Linked DNA regions of Homo sapiens: regions 2, 3 and 4 are each linked to region 1. A link is a contact called in ENCODE Hi-C or POLR2A ChIA-PET data. All regions are on one chromosome and are shown on one strand. The core of a region is the stretch at or near the end of the contact, and the rest is flanking DNA. Distances in the headings are between cores, read along the strand shown. Region 1 overlaps MVB12B (multivesicular body subunit 12B). Region 2 overlaps MAPKAP1 (MAPK associated protein 1). Region 3 overlaps MAPKAP1 (MAPK associated protein 1). Region 4 overlaps PBX3 (PBX homeobox 3).

What was found. A loop is a pair of places that touch in the nucleus more often than their neighbours do. ChIA-PET counts read pairs that join two places held with the same protein, here RNA polymerase II (POLR2A). Pooled maps may share reads with other maps.
Region 2: a pooled map shows a loop between it and region 1 (2.6-fold over the local background). The contact joins two enhancer-like sites. A Hi-C loop is called at or near these places in 4 of 50 pooled maps. POLR2A ChIA-PET finds 5 or more read pairs at or near these places in 2 of 52 experiments (GM10248 and Panc1).
Region 3: a loop to region 1 is called in a pooled map, with 2.9 times the contacts of the local background. The contact joins two enhancer-like sites. A Hi-C loop is called at or near these places in 4 of 50 pooled maps. POLR2A ChIA-PET finds 5 or more read pairs at or near these places in 2 of 52 experiments (GM10248 and GM12878).
Region 4: a loop to region 1 is called in a map with no recorded cell type, with 6 times the contacts of the local background. The contact joins two enhancer-like sites. A Hi-C loop is called at or near these places in 2 of 37 single-sample maps with no recorded cell type and 4 of 50 pooled maps.

Annotation. Positions count from the first base shown.
Region 1 is chr9:126,395,559-126,399,048 of GRCh38, forward strand. It overlaps MVB12B (multivesicular body subunit 12B), which reads left to right. Exons shown (of 10, transcript NM_033446.3): 6 at 17-139. Among named protein-coding and RNA genes, the nearest start is that of NRON, 13 kb to the right of the region's middle. RefSeq lists a silencer at 3,011-3,070. Within about 2 kb of position 1,618, at least 4 of the 41 ENCODE cell types and tissues checked have a DNase peak (open chromatin) inside an H3K27ac peak, as active enhancers do.
Region 2 is chr9:125,511,850-125,515,339 of GRCh38, forward strand. The region is part of intron 7 of MAPKAP1 (MAPK associated protein 1); the gene reads right to left. It also overlaps the pseudogene RN7SL30P. Among named protein-coding and RNA genes, the nearest start is that of MAPKAP1, 190 kb to the right of the region's middle. Within about 2 kb of position 1,847, at least 19 of the 41 ENCODE cell types and tissues checked have a DNase peak (open chromatin) inside an H3K27ac peak, as active enhancers do.
Region 3 is chr9:125,528,317-125,531,806 of GRCh38, forward strand. The region is part of intron 7 of MAPKAP1 (MAPK associated protein 1); the gene reads right to left. Among named protein-coding and RNA genes, the nearest start is that of MAPKAP1, 180 kb to the right of the region's middle. RefSeq lists an enhancer at 1,915-2,074. Within about 2 kb of position 1,880, at least 3 of the 41 ENCODE cell types and tissues checked have a DNase peak (open chromatin) inside an H3K27ac peak, as active enhancers do.
Region 4 is chr9:125,822,706-125,826,195 of GRCh38, forward strand. The region is part of intron 2 of PBX3 (PBX homeobox 3); the gene reads left to right. Among named protein-coding and RNA genes, the nearest start is that of PBX3, 77 kb to the left of the region's middle. Within about 2 kb of position 1,551, at least 5 of the 41 ENCODE cell types and tissues checked have a DNase peak (open chromatin) inside an H3K27ac peak, as active enhancers do.

The DNA.
Region 1 (3,490 bases), core at 368-2,867:
CTCTTTTTTCCTAAAGGGAACTGAACAGCATGGGGATCTGGTATCGAATGGGCAGAGTACCAAGAAATCATGACTCATCTCAACCCACAACGCCTTCCCAGTCATCAGCTGCCTCCACCCCAGCCCCCAACCTTCCCAGGTGAGGCCTTGTCGGGGTGTCTTGCGTTGTCCTGTGGTCTTAGGTCCCTGCACAACATTTTAGAACACCACCACTTAGTGTCTGCTGAAATACTGCAAAGTACAGCTGAATAATTGTAGAAGCAATATATCTTTAGAGGAGATTTTTAAAAATCCACTTGGAAATCTTTGCATTACATGAATGCAAAGGCCATTCTATAGTCTATTTTGTGCGTGTTCTGCAGGCTTCTAAAATTGCAGATTATGCAACTTAAAATTGGCTCCCTATTCAAAAGAGCTGCTAGCTACACACAGACACGTGCTGTATAGCCATGGGGTTGGGATCACTGGCCTTAAGGTCAAATTCCTTCTCTGTCTTGGCCAGCAACTCATTTGAAACCCAGGAGGGTAGGTGAGTTCTTATATTCTTCATTTTCATATAATTTCTTTTTCCAATGAGCTATAAAGTAAGAAATGGGTAGTTTGGGTATGAGAGAATAGTGAGGAGTTTTTCAGGAAATGCTAGTTTTAACAATTGTCTCCGCAAAGAAACTTGGGTGAGCCAACTGTTTGCTCTGCAACTGATTTCAGTCATAACAGAGGTAGTAACAGTCTCTACACTTTCTGCAAAAAGAATCCTGTCAAATAAAAATCCTGTGCATCACTAGGAGTAAACTAAGGGCAAGGAACAAACAGCACTGATGGATTAAGCTTGAGAAAGGGATTGCAAAAGTAAATAAAACAAGAACGGTGAGGCAGCAACACTTAGGGATTGACATAACGTAAATGAGAATGGATCTCCAAGCTTCCACGTGGGTGAATAGAGATGAACAAAATCTGTCAGGAACCGGACAGAAGAGTCACCAGTAGGTCTTCCTGGGCCATCCACAATACAGCCTGCCCTCCGGGACATACCACCAGCTCTCTGTACTCTGTTCCTCTGTGCCAAGCCTCCGTCTCACTTGGAAGAATGTGCTGTAATGAGGCTCCAAAGCCCTGAGGACTCTGTCCTCTGGGACATCCCCCTATAAAGACAATCTGGTCCTTCTCATGACAGTTTCACAAACCAAGAGTGGTATTTAAACTTAACTACCCCTGGAATTGCCTGAAACTTTAGAAGTAGTTTTCAGTTTCATTTGGCATAAAAAGATAGGAATCTCTAATAAGCCTCCCAGAGTTGCAGGGTGAACAGTTGAGTCTCTGTTGGGTTCAAGAGTGTGAGGTTCGCACTGCCCATCAGCACTTGTTCCTCACTTCTGAGCCAGAGCGCTGTCAGCTCCGCCCTGGAGGGCACTGCTGAGGGTCACTGTCTCCTGTGCTCAAGGCTATATCAGGTGTGTCACCTGTGCTGGGGAGTCAGCTAAGTCCATCACCTGTGTGTCGGGGTCCTCCATCACCTGTGCTGAGGCCCATCACTTGTACTTGGAGCAGCTCAAGTGTGGGCTCCTTGCAGAGGCTGGAAAGCCCCCACAGGAGCAGTTGCCCTGAAGTTGTTACAGCTGCTCCCTGCTGACATCATGTGGTCTAGAAGGGCCCAGAAATGGGCACCACCTCAGGCAGGTTTTGACTTTCTGTGGTTAAAGAAAGAACACCAGTTCTCTCAGATAAAGCAGAGAGAGCTCTCAGAAGCCTGCTGGTGACTGTGAGAGCAAAGTCACTTGCACCTGAAGCAAGACAGCCGAGAACACCGAGCCACCGGCAGCCTGGTGGGTTTGGAGGGTAGTGCGTCAGAACCAGATGTTTATAAGGCTTATGTATTTTATCACCTCTGCTGTACAGTTTATGGTTTACAATGGCTGCAAGGAAATCGGATCAGTTTTGTTTTACTTGCCAAATAAAACAAATGTCAAAATAGTCAATATAAAATGTATTCTAATTTGGCTGAGTTAAGTCAGCCAATATGCAACAGGATAATTGAATGTTCATTAGTGCTTCCAAGTAAAAGCCATTTGTCTGTCCCAAGTTCTCCTGTGCGGTAATTTACAGGTAGGATGCACACCTATGTAAGCCTCATCCATCAGGGTTTTTTGGTTTTTGTGGGGTTTTTTTGTGTGTTGTTTTCCTATCCAGTATCTTTGATTTATTTTAAAATGAAATGTTGATTATTCATTCAAATTTTCCATTGAAGACCTAGGAAAGGATGAGTATGCTGTTTTATTCCTTGAGGCTTCAGGTCTCTACACTCTCCAGAGGAGGAATCTGATCACCTCCCCTCTGGTGGGGAGCAGTGGCTGGGGCTTGTGCTCCGAGTGCTGGGGGTCTACCAGGAGCCTATAGGGTAAGGCAGGCCCCTCAGTGGGGCCTGCAGGGCTGCACACCAGCTCCGGGATTTCCTGTCTTCCCTTTCCCAGCCAGAGCCCCAGACATTAACGTGCGCTGGCAGCCTCCTCCTCCCCTGGCTTCTGCGCCTTTGCTCCCGGTGCTCCCTGCACATGAGGTGTGTTTGACAGGTCTCAGCGCAGAGGACTTCTCTCCCGGGAAGCCCTCCCAGAGGCTCCTGGGCTGGGCCTGTGCTGGGTCTTCTTCTGTGAGCGCTTCCGGGGCATCTCGAGCCCGTGTGGTGGTGAGGGCATGTGGTGAGCCTCCGAGGAGCTCCCCAGCGCCTACCTGAATCCAGGCACGAATTCAGTTTCACCATAAATGCGTCCCTGGCAACCCCTCCAGACTACTCCCTGGTCCCTGAGCACTGCGCGGGTCTTTTCCTATGGCGAGAGTAATCCAGGCTTGTAGAAAATTGGCAGAATGTAGAAAGTATGAAAAAACAGGAATTCCATTTCCCACGAGCAGATGCTTATAACCTTTTGTTATATTTCCCTCAAGTCTTTTTCTTGTGTACTTTTTACATAGGTGATATCATATCGTGTAATAGCAAGTCTGCATCTTGCTACTCTTTTCTCAGGTAGCCTTAACCATAAACCTGAGAACCACGTCCAGTGCGGTCTTTGTGTGGCGTGGATCGGGCCTCTGGGAGCGCGGTGACGCAGCGCCCTCTACTGCCCAGCCGTGGCGGTGGCGGGGAATGCGGTTCTGAGCCGGAGCTAGTGGCAGGCTCTTTCGCCGCAGAGCCCTGGCCCAGGCCAGCCAGGAGGACCTAGGAAGCGGTGGGTCACAGATCTTGCTGCCTTCTTGAGTCTGTATTCCTCTCCAAAGCCAAAACCATGTGCTCCGCCTCCATTTCTTGTGTCATCGCTCAGATTTCAAAGAATTTCCTGCCATTTTTTGGAATGCCGTTCATTCCCAGCTTTACTTCAGACAAAGGTGGATCTTTGCACCGTCTGTAGGCCATCACCTGAGGACCTCGTGGTTCTAGCAGCACTGCCTTCTCTGTCCAAAAGCAGGAACTGCCTCTAGAAGCAGGAGCTTCCCGCAGAAG
Region 2 (3,490 bases), core at 597-3,096, 880 kb before region 1:
AAAGGAAGATTCTGGGAAGCAGTTACTCTGCAGCGACGGGAAAACCTGCTTGGGCATTCCAATGATGTATTTATTGCAGTAATACCATGTCACCGAATGGCCTAGGAACAAAATATTGCTTTGGGCACTTTGGGAGGGTTCCAAGTTATAATACCCAGGCAGGATTTTTATGGGATTTTGTAAACCCGAGGCAAACATCTCAGCACATAAGTTTCAAAGAAAATCTGCAGAATCTGTTGGTTGGTGGCTACATGCTCAGAGCAGCTTCCTCGATCCCTTTAACCCCTAACTGAAACATAAAAGGTTTTAGCATGCAATTCTTTAACAGCTGCTAGCTAGCTGAAAGCTGAAATCCAATGGAAAGCAAGTGCCTGCCAAAGTCCGAAGAGAGGGAAGACACACTGTCGCCTCCATTGCTCTGTGTCTTCTTTCTAGAGACCCGTGGGAGAAACTTCTTTCAGATCCTGGTATCAGGAAAAGCTGTACTTCCCTGGAGCAAAGGGCTTGCTTTTGTATCTTTAGAAAGTTTAACATAAATCTTGTAACTAGCTCCTATCATGTCCCTTTCTCCTTTGCCCATCAGGAAGCTCAGCACTAAATGTTCGTGTGACTATGATGACCTGGACATGCATTTCTCTGCCAGCTCCTCCTCCTGGGGACTCGTAAACTTGTCGTTTAATCTTTATGTTTCTTTTCCTCTCACGTAGTTTATTGGTTCGTATGTATACATATTTTTTTTTTGTTTCTTTTGAGATGGAGTCTTGCTCTGTCGCCCAGGTTGGAGTGCAGTGGCGCAATCTCGGCTCACTGCAAGCTCCGCCTCCCGGGTTCACGCTATTCTCCTGCCTCAGCCTCCCAAGTAGCTGGGACTACAGGCGCCCGCCACCATGCCCGGCTAATTTTTTTGTATTTTTTAGTAGAGACGGGGTTTCACCATGTTAGCCAGGATGGTCTCGATCTCCTGACCTTGTGATCCACCTGTCTCGGCCTCCCAAAGTGCTAGGATTACAGGCGTGAGCCACTGTGCCCAGCCTCGTATGTATATTTTTTTAAGAGGTGGGGTCTCGCTATATTGCCCAGGCTGGAGTGCAGTGGCTGTTCACAGGTGCGATCCCATTACCGATCAGCACAGGCGTTTTGACCTGCACGTTTCCAACATGGGCCGGTTTACCCCTCCTTAGGCAACCTGGTGGTTACCCACTCCCGGGAGCTCACCATACTGATGCTGAACTTAGTGTGGACATCTGATCAGCATAGCGCTGATCTAGGCTGTAGCCCAGAAATCCTGGACTCAAGCAACCCTCCCATATCAGCCTCCTGAGGAGCTGGGACCACAGGTACACACCACTGCACTCAGTGGTTTGTGTATTTTAAAATCTATTATAATAATTCCAAATATTTTTGGGATCAAGGTAGGATATAAGTGAATTAACCTATCATCATCATTGCTGACCATAAGAACAAGTTTGAGAATCACCTGTGCAAGGAAAAATGACAGTCAAAAGCTGAACACTTTCATGGTTATGTCTTCATGTCAACTGTTTTCCATTCACCAATTTAAAGAGCTGCTTTAATCTGAAAGAGCTTCTGGTAGCCAGAAAAAAGCTAAGTGTGAGCAGTAAGAGGAAAGGCTAGACTTGAGCAGAACATCCCTGGTGTTTGTGCCATGAGAGGGAGTAACGCTGCCAGCTATGCATCCTTGGGAAGGAATTTAAACTCATCTGTAAAATAGGGATAACAGAGCTTCCCTCAGAAGGTTGCTGTGAGGATTAAATGAGACAATGCAGGACTTCCCTTAGCAAAGTGCTCGGTCAATGAGAGCTGCTATTATTGCAAATACAGACTGAAACAGAAACCACTGCAATAAGGTTTAGGTAGATCCCTAGCCTATGAGTCACAACAGGCTCACAGCCTTACCAGGGAGGGCACACCGGGGCAGGGAATGCTGGCATCAAAGCGAAAGTCTGTGCTCTTTCCCTCGTGTGTCCAAAGTAGGGGTGCAGGGTGCATATCTATTTAAACAAGCTTGCTTTTAAGCTGCAGACGGCATTTAAGATTAGAGACTTGCTCAGCAGCCAGGATTCCTACAGTTCCCTAGTCTCTCAGGTCCTACAAATATAGTCTAAAAATGACGAGTAAATGTCAGAACCCACAGAACAAACCACGGCAGCACAGATATCAAAGGACACGTGACGCTGGGTCTGAGCTCACATGTCCACCCCACACAGCCTTGGCTTCTTCCACAATGACCTTCCATGGTCCACGTGGGTTCCTCAGTGCCTCCTGGCTTCTGCACGTGCCATTCCCTCTTCCCTCTTCTTCACCTAGCTCTGAGTCCTGCTTCAAGACAACCTGGTTCAGATGTTTCCACCTCAGGGAAGGGGAGGGTGGAGCTACCTGTCCCCTTCTCTGTGCTCCCACACAGCGCCTTGTTCCTACCTTGGTAGGAACACTCATTGGGCTCTTCTATAATTTACCAGCTCAAGCTGCCTCGCTGCCTCCCCCAGCCTCGAGGCAGGGATGAGTAATCTCTGTGCTTGGTGCATTGTTGATGCTCAAAAAATATTCATTAGATGGATGTTTGGATGGTAGTGTAGCATCACATGTCCTTTGATATCTGTGCGATCATGGTTTGTTCTGTGGGTTCTGACATTTACTTGTCATTTTTAGTCAATATTTGTAGGACCTGAGAGACTGAGGAACTGTGAATCCTGGCTGCCGAGCAAGTCTCTAATCTTAAATGCTGCCTATAGCTTAAAAGCAAGCTTGTTCAAGGAGGAGCTGAGGCTGAGAAGCTTGGCCCAGATTGTTGGTCAAGATTTGGATTTTCTCTCATATGCAACAGGTGCTAACAGAGCAGGAAAGTGACACAATCAGCTTTATATTTTGGTGAGATTCTTCTGGTGGCACTGCTGACAATGGGCTGGAGACTTATGGCAGGAAGACCCATTCCAGGAGGATCGTGCCAAGCCTTGACTACTCTATGGCAGGGGCTGACTGAATCTGCGTTCCTCACTGAGCCAAAGCCACTACGCTGATGCCGTCCGTATCAGAGCTCGGACCCAACATCAGCTATGCTAAAATGTCTGCATTTAGTGTCAGCTCCATCGCTTATAACTCTTCCTCCAGAGGCAACTATAATCATTTTCTGCTTGATCTTAATATAAGCACTGAACTATATTCAAGTGACAACCGCTGTAGCTTATACCCCCTCTGAGGCTCAGATTGGATAGTTTGGAATTTAAATAATAAAAAAGGAACAAGCTGACATGACAATAAGGTCACACTTTAGCCTCTTCTGAGCCAATACACCATTTGCTCTCTGTGAAACAGCTGAATATAATCAAATTAAATACAATTCCTATTACAAAAGAAGAAAGACCAAGGCTGTTCCAATAAACCAATTCTCCTGCCTAGTTAAACTGCAAAACCTTCAGGAAAGGTTTTGAAAGCATGACCCATCAGTTCTAATTTTTAAAACTTATCCTTT
Region 3 (3,490 bases), core at 630-3,129, 870 kb before region 1:
TGTTTCCCTTGATGGCCACTGTTGATGGAGTCATTTACTGCTCATGAATTTACCCAGCCCTTTCTGCCCTGTCCACTTCTCCCTGCCTGCATCAAGGAGGGGTGCTGGTAGCCCAATTAGGAGATGCGTGGAAACGAGTGGAAAGAATGAAGTTATGCCTGAGCCTGGGAGCCAGAGAGACTCCCTCTAGGAGGGGAACTCCCAAACCTGAGGACTCAAGGAAGTCTTTTCAGTTAGAAAATGGAAGGACCGCCAGGCACAGTGGCTCACGCCTGTAATCCCAGCACTTTGGGAGGCCGAGGCAGGTGGATCACGAGGTCAGGAGTTCGAGACCAGCCTGGCCAAGATGGTGAAACCCCATCTCTACTAAAAATACAAAAATTAGCTGGGCGTGGTGGCACATGCCTGTGGCGCCAGCTACTTGGGAGGCTGAGGCAGGAGAATCGCCTGAACTCGGGAGGCGGAGGTTGCGGTGAGCTGAGATCATGCCATTGCACTCCAGCCTGGGTGATAAGAGTGAGACTCCGTCTCAAAAAAAAAAAAAAAAAAAAAAAAAAGGAAGGACTAGCAGGGCGCAGTGGCTCACGCCTGTGATCCCAGCACTTTGGGAGGCCAAGGCAGGTGGATCACTTGTGGTCAGGAGTTCGAGACCGGCCTGGCCAACATGGCGAAAACCCCTGTCTAAAAATACAACTAAAAATACAAAAATTAGCCGGGCGTGGTGGTGTGCACCTGTAATCCCAGCTACTCGGGAAGTTGAGGCAGGAGAATCCCTTGAACCTGGAAGGTGGAGGTTGCAGTGGGCCAAGGTTGCACCATTGCACTCCAGCCTGGGCAAAATGAGTGAAACTCTATCTCAGGAAAAAAAAAAAAAAAAAAAGAAAGAAAGAAAAAAGAAAAGAAAATGGAAGGACTAACAAAAGCCAGAGCAAGAATTCCTATCAAATGTGTTTTATTGCTTTGTTTATTAGCCATCTCCTCTATTAGAATGTTAGCTCTCTGAGTTCACCCAACTGTCACCCTTATATCCTTATTCACTACCTGAAATGTAGCCAAGACTCTACTGAAGGATAAGTTAGGTTTCAGACACACTGTACCTGAGAGATCTGCATGACCCTCAGGGATTCTTAGACTTCAGTTACACATTATCTTAATTCACACTGTTCTGCTATTAAAAGTAGTGTGCCAAAAAAAAAAAAGAAAAGAAAAAAAAAGGCGAAAAAAGAAAAGGAAAGCTTAAGTTTTGCTATGATTTGATATTTCTGTGATTATGTGGTGACAGTTTCCAGGAAGATTGAGGAGTTCCAATAGACCACCTTGTATCTTTTGCAGCACTTGGGCTTTAATCACATCTCACTGACTTTCTGTTTGAAAAATTGGTTCGATGACACAGTAGAATCTACACACCTAGCTGCCTGCCATACTGTGATTAGTAGCTAGGTAACCAGAGAGGTAGATGCTGATACGTCCTCTCCCCAGATCTGCCTTACGGTGCTAATCCAATGCCATTTTCCTGATTTTAAGTCTTCTTTGTCTCAGGACATTATTGTCATGTAAGGCAGAAAAAGAAATGCCCTTACTGACTAGCTATTTTTCTTCTTTTCTTTATAATGCACTTAAAGCTGTTGCAGATATGCGGCAGAAAGTGCCACTACTTATAATTTACTCAAAAAGAAAGAACTATGCAAAATTACTATTGGAGTTGTTTAAAATGCCTTTTACATTGCTTATGGGAGTAAAACAGCTCCAGTATCAGGCCTCTGTAAGCAGCAGAACAGGAGTTGGGTGGTTCAGGCCCTTGGTTTCCTGTGGTGGGGTAACTCTACTAAAGCAAGGGTTTTTTCATAGAAAGTAGCTAAAATCAGTCTTGGTAGAGAAGAATTTTCCTTACAGCTACTAATAGGATAAACACATCAAATGGCCTGACCGAAGAAAGAGGGACTTCTGCTTCCTCTGGTGCAGACTGAGACTCTTCATGGAGGCTGGAGAGATGTAATGGGCACATGCAACACTCTAATCCTGTCTGTAATTATAGAATCATTTTCATTTTCAAAATCACATGGATATTTAAGTATACTTCCTCTTTTAAATGTTTTCTGAGAAACAGCAACAGGGTCTGTGAGCTACTAAACTGTGAACACAAAGACTTTTAAAACTTACTTATAAATGTGTTTGTTACAGGCAATTACAGTTTGTTCACATTATTTCCAGAATCTTTGGCATAGGAAATTAAATTTGCAGACATAAGCTATCTGATAAATAAGGCTTGTGACCATTAATCCATCCCTATAGATATATGGTATGGTTCACTTATTAGTAAAAAAAATCATTTGAGTTGACTCTCTGGGTCTAGTTTTCTCCTTCTTCAAAATAAAGTGTGCTTCCAGCAGATTCTAATTCAAACACAATTCAAAGGCTCATTCTACCACAAGGTAAAAACTTTCTATAGACTTAATTCACTGGAAAACAAAAGGTGCAGGCAAAGGCCAAATCATATGGATAGAAAAGGAAGTAAACCAAAACCTAAAGAGAAAGCCAGGTTTTATGGCGTGCCTGGCATGATAGTGGCAATAGGGATGATGGCAGCTGATGTCCACTGAGCGCCTACTATGGACTAAGTGTTTTACATGCATTCAGTTAAGACAATAACCCTGCAAGATAGGTATTATTACCTCTATTTACAGAAAAGACAACTGAGGTCAGAAGGGGCTGATGACTTCCCTAACTTCACAGCTTGTAAAAGGGACAGGTGGCCTGGGGACTGGGGTTGGTTTGGTTCCAAAGCCCATGCTGTTTCCACTGAGTCTTGCTGCCACCCCCAGCTGAAGCAGGGACATTTGGTCTCTCTAGAGAGAAAGGCAACAGCTTCCACTGAGCCGTGGGCCCCGTAACCTTATCCAGTAGAAGGAAGCACCACAGTGTCTAGCAGTACAACCTTTGGCCATTTGGCTTTGAGTCCTTACTCCCCTACTAGCTGTGCGACCTCAGCAAGTCCTGCAACCTCTCTGAGCTTTAGTATTCTCACTTATAAAATGAACATGACAACTGATTCAAATAGTTGTTTTAAGGATTAAAGTGTAATGGAAAAAAGTATCTGGCAGATCACCTGGCCAAGTGTGAGTATTAGTAAGTGGTGATTATTATACCTGTAACTGTAAATGCAACTTAAAACCACAGATCAATGGGAGAAACTATGACCTCAAAGATGTTATTTAACAGACGAGCTAATAACAATAAAATAACCTAGTGCTTTTTATGCTACAAGAATACATGTTTGTACATTCAGAAATTCATATTAGTATCAACAGTATCTAAATGATGTATTTTTAATTTTTGTGAGTTTTCCCATTTTATTATGAGTATTTTTAAACCACAGAAAAGTTGAAAGAACTGAACACTGAGAACCCATATACCCATCACCTAGACCTATAGTCAACATTTTACAATACTTGCTTGATCACATATCTATCAATCCATTTTTTAAAATGTA
Region 4 (3,490 bases), core at 301-2,800, 570 kb before region 1:
GTAGAAGAAAGGCTGCATAATCCAATCAAAGCATATATTTCATTAATGTTTTTTGTACATTAATACAGGGTATCTCAGTATAGTAGCTTATTATATTGAGTTATTATTTAAAACCCCACATAATACATTATGATACCCTCAACCTTAATTCAGTACTTCATACTTGTGAAACACCCCATAATGAGTAGTTGAATTTTGGGATTTTATGGATCATCCATATCAATAGTTATATAACTTGTGGGGTTTTTTAGTTTTTTTGTTTTGTTTGCTAAGTAGCTAAAAAAAAAAAAAAGATGTGAGTTTTACTTTGTCAGAACCTCCCACCATTCATTAATTCTCCTAACTCACCTATGTTTGCCTATTTAGCAAGTATGCCTCTTGTATGTGTAAGTTTGTGGTATGGTCATATTTGATGACGCTTCTGTGGTTCTTGAAACTCCAAAATACAGTTGTGGGAAAAGTGGAGAAACGAACATTCTCTGGTTCCCTCTGCAAATGCTGACCATTGCTGTTGATTATTGACATTTTCAAATTTACTTCAGTCACTGTAATATATAAAAATAAGCATCACAAATAAAAGTTGTCATGACCCTGTGAGGAAATTGTTGTTGATGTGCTATTTAACTTTTATTTACCTGTACATGCTGCTCAGAAAATGGTTTTTATGTACCAGTGTGTGTTATGCTGTTCATTGAAGTATTACCATAGCAACAGTAATATCTCTTGCTTTCATCTTAATGCTGATTTCAAGATACAAAGATAGTTTTTAAAAGACTGAATTTAACATATATAATGTTAATATGGTCCTTTTTAAGGAGGATAAATTACTTTTTTTTTTGGTAATAGTGTTAAATAAAGTTTTAAAGGCTAAATAGTCTGTTAGTGCCTCAATGAAATTTCTGTGTTAGCTACTTTGGATCAGTCTCCTTTTTTAAAAAAAGAAAGAAAGAAAGATTAAAAAAGAATTCTGTATGTTTTTATCTTGGGGTTTAGAAGACAGAAAAGAATGGTTAAGAGAAGGAAGTACAGATCCAATGGGAAACAGTTAAAAGATTTGGAACGTGTTTTGACTAGAGAAAAGTAGGCTAGGCTGGGCGCGGTGGCTCATGTCTGTAATCCCAGCACTTTGGGAGGCTGAGGTGGGTGAATGACTTGAGGTCAGGAGTTCGAGACCAGCTTGGCCAACATGGTGAAACCCCATCTCTACCAAAAATGCAAAAATTAGCCAGGCATGGTGGCCCGCACCTGTAGTCCCAGCCACTCAGGAGGCTGAGGCAGGAGAATTGCTTGAACCTGGGAGTCAGAGGTCGCAGTGAGCTGAGATCGTGCCACTGCACTCCAGCCTGGGTGACAGAGCAAGACTTTGTCTCAAAAAAAAAAAAAAAATGTAGGCTAAAGGGTTAAAGGATTTTTATGAGCTTGATGCCAGGTGTTTGACCTCTGTATACAACTACTATTATTATTTTTAGCTTTATCAATAAAGGATGAAACATAAGGAAGTGTCCTGAAAGTGAAAGTAAGAAAGATTGTGGTTTGATTTGTAGAGGGGCTACGTAACCACTAGAGTGAAAAATGACTGGTCCGTTTGTGAGTCTCTGTACCTGTTGATCTGTCTTGGGTGTGTGCTAGATATGCCTGGAATGAAGAATCTTAACCAGAAGCATGCTCAAGGGCCTGTCCACAGTTCCGTTATTCCATGATGCCTTATTGATCCAGTATTTCAAAGGAAAGTATACCTTTCTTTATTATGAGAATGCATATTTAATTAATTTGTTGTGCACAGGACACTTAGGCTTCTCATTGCTGTTTTCCAGGTGTCTCAAAGGACAAGATAACTCTAGTCTCCAAGGTATATTGTAAGTCTAGTCCTAGGCCTTCCTAGTTTATAAGGAAGTTAACAGGGTCTAGAAAGATACAGTCTTTCAGACTAACAGGTTCTTATTGATTGTATTAGAATTTAAATTAGAATCTATATGATGAATTACATTTGATGAATCAGTTGGCTTTTTTTTTTTTTTAAATACTCATTGCTTACTAGACAGTGGGGGACAACAAAGTCTCCAGAAATGGCTGATCTCAGCATTGCTATCTGTAGCCGCAGCTGTTGTTATGTAACAATAACGATAGCTACCATTGACTGAACGTTGACTGTTTGCCATGCGTTGTGAAAAGTGCTTTACATGCATTAGTTCATTTAATCCTTGTATCAACTCTATGATTTAGGCCACTGATTCTCGGACTTTTTGTTTTCAGGATCTCTTTCCATACCACATTTAAAATTAAAAATAATTGAGAATTGCCAGGCATAGTGGCTCACGCCTGAAATCTCAGCACTTTGGGAGGCTGAGGCAGTGGATCACTTGAGCTCAGGAGTTCGAGACCAGCCTGGATAACATGGCGAAACCTTATCTCTACAAGAAATACAATAATTGGCTGGGCGTGGTGGCATGCACCTATTTTCCTAGCTATTCAGGAGGCTGAGGTGGGAGGATAGCTTGAACCTGGGAGGTGGAGGTTGCAGTGAGCTGAGATTGTGCTACTGCACTCCAGACTGGGCAACAAAGTGAGACTCTGTCCCCCGCAAAAAAAAACAATTATTGAGAACCTAGCAAGCTTTGGCTTATGTGGGTTATATTTATTAGTATTTACTGTATTAGAAATTTAAAAATTTTATTAGTTTATTTTAAAATAACAATAACACGTTAGCATAAGTATCATTTTAAAATAAAAAACAACTTATATTTCCAAAATAAAAAATTAGATGATTGATATTGTTTTACTTTTTTTTTTTTTTAACAAATTCTTTAATGTCTGGCTTCAACAGCTGTTTTCTCATATTTCCTTCTGCATTCTGTTGTGATGCCATGCTTCACGTAGCCTGTTGTCAACTTCATTGTATACTCATGAACAAATTAGAGTTAAAACAGAAAATGTGACATCTTAATGAATTATGAAAACAGTTTTGACCTTGCAGAGCCCTGAGGGTACCTCAGTGACCCCACGGGTACCTGGGCCACAGTTTGAAAACCACTGATTTAGAAAGTATCCTCATTTCATCAGTAAGCATCACTGTGTACTTCTGCTATCCTGTATTGCTAACAAGTGTCCATTTTTCTTTTTTACTCTCAATTTTGGCATTTAGAGGATCAATTCATGATTGTGATATCGCCAAGTTTAATGTAGTAGCTTTGTTTAGTTTAGGAATCTTATTTGGGAACTTGCCTAGAATGTCCTGGAAGGAAGTCTGTTTAATTTTGCATTGGGAGATACTTTATAAATGTTAGCTGTGGGTGGCAGTTTTCAACCAGTTAAATTCTACCATTATCTTTGAGAAAGGCAATAACGTTAATATTTAACTAGTTCCAGAAGTTAGGATAGAACATTTAATTCCAGGAGAAAACAGCTAAAATTGCCTGTAGTGAATAGAGATTCTCGCCTAGTAAATTCCTTTATTTACCACAATCTTACCAGGTTCTTTTGAGGCATGATT